Linked DNA regions of Homo sapiens: region 1 is linked to region 2. A link is an interaction called in ENCODE POLR2A ChIA-PET data of the cell type or tissue named here. Cell type or tissue: Panc1. All regions are shown on one strand. Links, peaks and the distances in the headings refer to the core of each region. The heading gives the core; the rest is flanking DNA.

Region 1 (4,397 bases), core at 75-4,074, 94 kb before region 2:
TAAGGCTGCATAATTATTCCTTTGTATGTATATATACCGCATTTTGTTTATCCTTTTACCCATCAATGAACATTTGGGTTGTTTCCAACTCTTGGCTATTGTGAATAATCCTGCAGAGTACATAAGTGTGCAAATACACCTTTGAGATCCTGCTTTGAATTCCTTTGGGTATGTACCCAGAAGTGGGATTGCTGGATTATATGATAATTCTATTTAAAAGTTTTGGCCAGGCGCAGTGGCTCACACCTGTAATCCCAGCACTTTGGGAGGCCAAGGCAGGCAGATCATGAGGTCAAGAGATGGAGACCATCCTGGCCAACATGGTGAAACCCTGTCTTTACTAAAAATACAAAAATTAGCTGGGTGTGGTGGTGCATACCTGTAATCCCATCTACTCGGGAGGCTGAGGCAGGAGAATCGCTTGAACCTGGGAGGCGGAGGTCGCAGTGAACCGAGATCATGCCACTGCACTCCAGACTGGCGACAGAGTGAGACTCTGTCTCAAAAAAAAAAAAAAGTTTTTAGGAACCACCATACTGTTTTCCATAATGGCTGCACCATTTTGGCATCCCATACCAATTCTCTGAAATAGGTAGAGTTGTTATCATTAAGCCTATTGTGCAGATAAAGAAGCTGAATGACTTACATATATACAAAGTTACGCAGCGGTAATGTAAAACTGAGACTTCAACCCAGGTCTCCTGGCTCTGCATTCAGCATCTCATTTCCTCTTATCTTACTCTTCTGCTTGTGCCACCCCTCCAGCGCTCCTCAGACATGACTGTGGCACTTCACTTTTAGCATTTTTCTGAGTCTAGATGGTACAACTGTTTCCTTTGCTCAAGAAATGCCCTCCCCATCAAGCAGTACATCTCGTGCAGTACCTGAGTTCAGAATGCTGCCTCTGTTTAGACTCACCATTGCCCTTTTGCCTTGTTCTCTTGAGCCTAGGATCGTACACAAGGCACATTTGAGGAAGCAGCCAATTGGCACGGCTCTGTGAGTCTCTACAGCAGTAGGTCTATGATAGGGACGTTTATTTTTTAAAGTCGAAAGGCACAATTGCTCTTTGATTTAGTTGCTGAACACTGACCCCCTGCTTAGATTTCTGCAAATTGAAAGCAGCTATCATTTCAACATCAACACCTTCAAAAAGAAAACACGCTTGCACATGCTCAAAAAATTGCTGATCTGTAGGGAAGAGTAGCAATTCCAAAAAAGAAGGCATATGATTTTTATCTTTCAGTAGTAATTAACACTACCCTTCTCTCTAGGAAAGCTTCCTGCCAGGAGTTGTGTCTCCTCTCTGAGTTTAAACTTATTTGCTGCCTTTTTCCTTCCTAGAGATCATCTCAATATTCTATTCCACTTAAAGGCATTTGACACCGGTTCTGTATCTGGGCTCTGAGGCTAATGGTATGAAAGCTTCCAAGACAAACTCCCAAAACTGTAGATTCCTGAATCAAGTGTCTTGCTGGAGTCTGTAGACTTGAAACATTTGGCAGCTGTGCTGCTTTTCCTATTTAACACACAGGGACATTTGGCGGCTAGGACTGTATCTTAATTCTCCATCTTTGGCTTTGCTTTCTTCATCATCTTCCCATCTCACCCATTTCTGATTTGTGCAGTGTTGGCTTGTTCAAATTCTGATCTTTTAGGACACTGTCATTCTTTCTAGGCAGGCTATCAAAATGTTCAGTCTTTACTTCAGATACTCCTGTACACCTCAGATTACACCTCTCTGTGAAAACCTCTCCCCCAATTTTATCTTTTAACGTGTGAGTATGTGCCTATGTTTGTTTTTCTCGGAGAGAAAGATGGTATCTCCCTAGAGTTTAGTTGACTCCCAAAGTTTAAAAACTACTGGCCATATGTGGAACCTGTCTTGGCCCTTTCCATTATCACAATGCCTCAAGTCATTTGCAAACCTGACCTGATAAGCACTCTTCTGAAGATTTTATCAGGACCTATTTCTTTGGTTTCTGGTTCTTGATATGGCACTACCTATAACTCTAACTGGGCTGTTTGAAGAGAACAGATCATGAGGCCCATCAACATAAGATATGCAATAAGATTTCTTTATACTTGGGGTTTAATGATTCAGTTCATACTGACATTAGGCATTATTTACTTTGCCTTTGCTTTGAGTCAAAATCCGGCTAAGCATTTTCCCCACATCCTACTGACTTCTTTATTTTGGTTCATGGTATTTGTAGCCTACCAGTTGGCAAGAATGGAAACCTCAAAGACAGGCTCTTCTCTTTTCTTCTCTTCCTTCTCTTCTCTTCTCTTCTTTCTCTCTTCTTCTTCTTCTTCTCCTTCTCCTTCTCCTCCTTCTTCTTCTTTTTCTTCTTCCTTCTCTTTCTTTCTCTCTTTTCTTTTCTTTTCTTTCTCCCTTCTTTCTTCTCCCCTTCTTTCTTTCTTTCCTCTCTCATGACCCTTACATCCAATAAATGCCTAAGTCTGGTAGATTTACCTCCAGCAGTGTCTTTTGCATTCGTCTCCACCTTTCTCTTGCTCCTTCTTACTGCTACATTTCAAACACTTTTCACTTTTTGCCTGAGAAAACACTAGCCGCCAACTTCTATCCCTTTCTCCTTCGGTTCATTCCATACTGATTCCAGATGAACTGTTTGAAACTAAAGCACTCATCATGCCACTTCCTGTTCAGAAACCTTCAGTGGTTTTCCACACTGCCGGCTTCCTCAAGAAAAGAGTGTGCAGCCTGACCTTCAAGGTTTTCCAGATTATGGGCCTAAGGGTCTTCCAGCATCATCTCCTCTTACTTCCCTTTATATCTTTGGCTATCAAGCTAAATTGGACTCTGCACTGTTCTGCAAACCTGTGTTCAGCTCTGGTTCTCCTCGGTCTCTTTTGCTCAGGCCATTCTTTTTTCCTGGAATGCTCTTACCCCCATACATCTCTGTTTATTGAAGTCTGCCCATCATGCAAGGCCCATCTCAAATCTTACCTTTTCCTTGCATTCTTCCTAGATCTCCCCAACCGAATATGATTTCTTCCTCATTTGAACTCTCTTGGGACAATCTACATCTCCTGATGTTTGTATAATGCTTGGTATTATGCACTCATCTTCACTACTACATTGGATGCTCTTGGAAGATAAAAGTTGTCTCTTAGTAGTCTTGTATCACTGTACAATTGTGTTACTGTACAATTGCGTTACTGTACAATTGTGTTACGGTACAATTTGAAACTTAGGGCCTTGTGTGTATCAGGCTTTTAGAAAGTATTTGTGGAATTGAGTAGAGTTTTATTTAGCTTTCTTTGTAATCCTGGTAGTCTATCTAGAATCTTTCTAGAGCGGGCCAAATGCCACCACCTTTGAGGATATCTTCTCAGTTAGAATTAACCCTTTGTTCCTTGATGTTCACTTACATGTTGTTTACACTGTACTTGTAGCTGTCTGTCTCATTACTAAGTTAGCTGTATTGTGAATATCTCCCTTCCTTCTTTGGAGAGGGATTGGTTCTGATTTATTACTGTATATCTAATATGGTTTGGATTTGTGTCCTCACCCAAATCCCATGTTGAATTGTAATCCCCAATGTTGAAGGTGGTGCCTGGTGGGAAGTGAAAGGATCATGGTGGCAGTTTCTTGTGGTTTAACACCATCCTCCTTGGTGCTGTCGTCATGATAGTGAGCTCTTGTGAGAGCTGATTTTTTAAAAGTGTGTGGCACTTCCCCACCTCTTCTTGCCCCTGCTCTGGCCATGTAGGATGTGCCTGAAAGAAAAAATAACAACAACAAAAGACATGCCTGGCCAGGTGCAGTGGCTCACACTTGTAATACCAGCACTTTAGGAGGCAGAGGCGGGTGAATCATCTGAGGTTGGGAGTTCGAGACCAGCCTGGCCAACATGGCGAAACCCTGTCTTTACTAAAAATAGAAAAATCAGCCAGGCATGGTGGTGCACGCCTGTAATCCCAGCCACTCAGGGGACTGAGGCAGGAGAATTGCTTGAGCCCAGGAGTCGGAGGTTGCAGTGAGCCGAGATCATGCCACAGCACTCCAGCCTGGGCAACAGAGCGAGACTCCATCTCAAAAAAAAAAGAAAAAAGAAAAAAGAAAAAAAAGAGAGAAGAAAGACGTGCCTGCTTCCCCTTCGCTTTTCCCCATGATTGTAAGTTTCCTGAGGCCTCCTTAGAAGCAGAAGCCACTATGCTTCCTGTACAGCCTGCAGAACTGTGAGCCAATTAAACCTGTTTTCTTTATACATTACTCAGTCTCAGGCATTTTTTTTATAGCAGTGTGAGAACAGACTAATACAATATCTCATGCTGATTAGCACAGTACCTGGCTCATAATATCACCGGTAGAGGGTTGTGACTGCAAGTTGTCCAGGTTCTTGGCGTTTTGGACAAAGAATTGGACAAAA
Region 2 (4,397 bases), core at 149-4,148:
AAGTTCTGGGTGGCAGTTGTTTCTTTGGGATTCCCTTATGTGCCCTGGGTTATAGAGGTGTTCTTATGGGGCATTTTTTTTTTCCTCTTCTTAGAGCTTGCGTGGTGCTGGTTCAGGATTAGTTTTAAAATTAACTTTTAGAAACCTTTGTGAGCAGTATAAACTTGAACTCTAATTAGCAAAAGCTTGTGGTTCTGGATAACTTTATTTTACCACAATGGGAGACTCTCTAGTGTATTCCTACAGTGTCATATGCCAGTAGACCTCATGAAGGGACCTCATTCCAAGCTCCCAGCTCCTAAGTAATGTCCCTTTGCCTGCTGATAAAATTCCAACTACCACATATAGTCAATTCTTGTTATTCATGGTAGTTATGCTCTGTAAAGTCAATGTAAACATTTAGTTAGTGAATACTGAACCATTTCTCCTAGAGGAAATACAGGGTTAGGTACCTGTGAGCCTCTCCACGTTTTCAGCAGCCATCAATACATAAACTTGTTTTACCTGGTTTCTGTTTAAAGACCCCATATTTTATCATATATATAGTTGATTCATTAACATTGAATTCATGGCTAACAGCACTAGAAGCTGTGGCTGAACGAAGCTTATCTAGCACCTACTTGTTTTCTCTGTAAGGATGTCTCAGCCTTCTTTCCTTTAGGACCACCAGATAGTACTTCAGCACTATGCTAAGGGGCCATGTTAAACAGCTAACCCATCAACAAGAAGTAGAAAAATGTGACAAATGTGGCACTAAATAGACCAGGAAAAGGACAATTGTTTTATAGTATGAGAGCTGAAACAAGAAGGCAGTATCCCCCTTTTCAAGCTCAGAATGTATATATTGGTGACTCACATTTTTCATAGCTATTTGCATGTCCATGAATGAGTGGGCAAAATGTCGTAAGTATTGATTTTGGTGTTGCAAGTACATTTTATTGACTAGGCAAATTTGCAAATATAGAATCCGTAAATAATGAGAACTGAGTATATCTAGTTCTAATCTCTCTACTGCCTCAGCTGCTGCTCTCTGTTATGGCTTTGAATTTGTTCTTCATTTCTAGTACTTGGGAGCTTCTTTTTCTTGCTTTCTCAGTTTGCTATGTATTTTAAAAATACACACATGTTTGTTGCCCTTTTACCCAGTATTTTTATGTATTTGGATTAGGAGGAAGATATTTTGGTTAAATCAATCTGATTTATAGAGTAGCTACTTCATTTACTCATTTTAAAAAGGAAAAACATATACTCAAGAGTGTTAAAGAGAAGAGACCTTGAGGATTATCTTGTTTATTGGTTCTTAACATGGGTTTCTTAGGGCATCTGGAACTGTAGAGATTGTACAGAAGTTTATGTTACATATATCTTTCTGGGAAGAAAGTATTTTTTATATTCTCAAAGGGGTCTATAACCCTTTAAAAATGCAAGAACCAGGCTGGGCGCAGTGGCTCACACTTGTAATCCCAACACTTTGGGAGGCCAAGACAGGAAGATTGCTTGAGCACAGGAGTTTGAGATCGGCCTCCTCAATATAGTGTGACCCTGTCTCTACAAGAAAAAAATAAAAAAATAAATAGCCAGGTGTCATGGCGCACAGCTGTAGTCCCAGCCACTCAGGAGGCTGACGTGGGAGGATCACTTGAGCCCAGGAGGTTGAGGCTGCAGTGAGCTGAGATCATGCCACTGCACTCCAGCCTGGGCATCCGAGCTAGACCCTGTCTCAAAAAACAAAAAAACAAGTGCGAGAACCACTGTCCTAGTCTAGTTTCACTTCAAATTTATAGGCTAACTGCGTATATCCTCATTAGTTCATATCAGTCTAGTTAATAGCAACGTTAGCCAAATTTTAAAATAAAAATAACTACATTTAGAAAGTGATTTATTTTCTTTTCTTTTTTCTTTTCTTTTCTTTTCTTTTTTCTTTTCGTGAGATGGGGTCTCACTCTGTCACCCAGGCTGCAGTGCAGTGGCACAGTCTCAGCTCACTGCAACCTCTGACTCCTGAGCTCAAGTGATCCTCCCATCTTAGCCTCCTGAGTAGCTAGAACCACAGGCACACACCACCACGCCTGCCTGATTTTTTGTATTTTTGGTAGAGACGGGGTTTCACCATGTTGGCCAGGCTGGTCTCGAACTCCTGAGCTCAAGTGATCTGCCTGCCTCAGCCTCCCAAAGTGCTGGGATTACAGGCGTTAGCCACTGCCGCACCCAGCCAATTTATTTTTTGTGAAAGAACTTCACCATGACATCTTATTTTAATCCCCCCACAAGCCAATGAGGTATATGATATTATGTTTCTTTCACAACTGTAGGAACTAAAGGGAAGCCACAGTAACTGGTAAGTAGTAGCATTTTTTTGTTTTTGATTAATTGAGGCCCAGGGAGGCAAGTTAACTTGCCCAAACTCATGAAACTGATTTGTTCCAGAGGCAAGACTAAAACTCCTGTCTTAGTGATATTTCCACTACCTCATTTTGCTTTGGAAAAGCACATAACCTTACCAGGTGGTAATGTGATGAGTCATTGAAACTAATAAATTCATAAGTATAAAGGGATGCATGTGTTAAGAGAACATTTTTTATTTCAAACTGAAAGTAGTCAAAACCACAAAGCCTAGGAATCCCTCGGGCATTTTTATTGTGTAATCTGCTTTAGAATTAGAGTTGCATCCATGAAGTTTTGAGTCATATTGAAACTTAGCTACCTAAGTTTCTTCCCAGTTAAAAACTAGGTGCAAATGGAGTTATACACAATACAGGTAAATATATATACCTGTACTTGTAGATAACGTTTTATACATGTTTTCCTGTTCTATACATGTTGCATTGTAGTTTGTCTCCTCTATAAGTGGAAACTAATTAGGACTTGAGCTTCATTATTTCCTTTTCTTGATACACCCTTTTTCCACTCCCTGGGTTGATCAGTACCTTTGGCACTAATATCTCAGAACAATTTTCTATAGGTTATCCTTATGCAGCTTTTATGGCATAATGGATTACTGGCACAATTCACATGGAGTTTCGTATATCCATTCGCTATAAATTCCTTTTTTTTTTTTTTTGTTGACATAGGGTCTCGCTCTGTCACCCAGGCTGAAGTGCAATGGCATGTGATCTCACCTCACTGCAACCTCTGCCTCCCGGGCTCAAGCAATTCTCCTGCCTCAGCCTCCTGAGTAGCTGGGACTACAGGTGCACACCACCATGCTCGGCTATTATTATTATTATTATTTTTTTTTTGGTAGAGACAGGGTCTCACAATGTTGCCTAGGCTGCTCTTGAACTCCTGAGCTTCAGGCAATCCGCATGCCTCAGCTTCCCAAAGTGCTGGGATTACAGGCGTGAGCCACCACATCTGACCCACTCTATAAATTCCTAATGTAATACAGCTATAGTAATGAAACTGTAAGCTGTGCTAAATTTTTGCAACATTTATTTAATATTCCTGGGACCACTGAAATGGTAGTAAACTGCTTATATATTAAAGTGGATTTTGGGGCTGGGTGCAGTGGCTCATACCTGTAATCCCATCACTTTGGGTGGCCAAAGTGGGAGGATCACTTGAAGCCAGGACTTCAAGACCAACCTGGGAAACAAAGCAAGGGTCTGTCTCTACAAAAAATTTTAGAAATTAGCTGGGTGGAGTGGTGTGTGTTTGTAGTCTTAGCTATGTGGGAGGCTGAGGTGGGAGGATCACTTGAGCCCGGGAGGTCAAGGCTGCAGTGAGCTGCAATCATGCCACTGCACTCCAGCCTGGGTGACACAATGAGACCCTGTTTCAAAAAAAGAAGATGAATTTGGGGAAAAAGTAGATTTAATTTTTCGGACAGCTTCCATCTATTAAATTAGACCTTTAGAAATTAAAAAGTTGATTTACTCTTTTAAAGTCATACATTCATTTGGCTAACATTGACGACCTACTTTATACTGGACATTATTTTAGATTTTGAGATTATGGATAAGAAAAGCTTTTCTTTTCTCTGAAGCAGCTCATGTATTTTCCTTCTCCTTCATTCTTGCTCCCCTTCTTTGTATCTCCCAACTTCCCATTCCAGTTAGTTACTGATTCCTCCCCAATCTTTCGATAAAGTTTGTTATAATCTAATGCCTAGAATCTTTTTCTAACATTTGCTCCAGTAACGAGTAGTAGTCAGCTCCAGTAATGAAGAGCTCATTATCTTTACCTGGCTTCCCCCTAAAAGCAGAGAGAGCTTGATGCAGAGGCTTGGGAGCAGAGGTAGTTTAAGTGGAAGCAAGAGTGAGGGACAAAGGAAATGATCAATGCAGGGAGTGGAAAAGAAGTGAAATGGGAAAGGAGGAAAAGCCAATATTTGGATGCATTATTGAGTTGGCCAATGCTCAGACAACTAGTTTAATCATGCTGTAGCCTCTGAAGGG

The links. ChIA-PET counts read pairs that join two places held together with the same protein. Peaks named below come from ENCODE experiments on the same cell type or tissue, not always from the same donor. Only the 100,000 strongest peaks of a DNase experiment are listed, where the experiment ranks them.
Region 1: POLR2A ChIA-PET joins it to region 2 with 5 read pairs; 2 of 35 experiments call an interaction of 5 or more read pairs at or near these places.

Annotation. Positions count from the first base shown.
Region 1 is chrX:68,400,285-68,404,681 of GRCh38, reverse strand. All of the region lies in intron 2 of OPHN1 (oligophrenin 1), which reads left to right. Among named protein-coding and RNA genes, the nearest start is that of OPHN1, 31 kb to the left of the region's middle. In Panc1, for the core only: no CTCF peak of the experiment used is centred there; no DNase peak of the experiment used is centred there.
Region 2 is chrX:68,306,123-68,310,519 of GRCh38, reverse strand. All of the region lies in intron 2 of OPHN1 (oligophrenin 1), which reads left to right. Among named protein-coding and RNA genes, the nearest start is that of OPHN1, 130 kb to the left of the region's middle. In Panc1, for the core only: no CTCF peak of the experiment used is centred there; a DNase peak (open chromatin) is centred at 2,570; H3K27ac peaks cover 515 bases.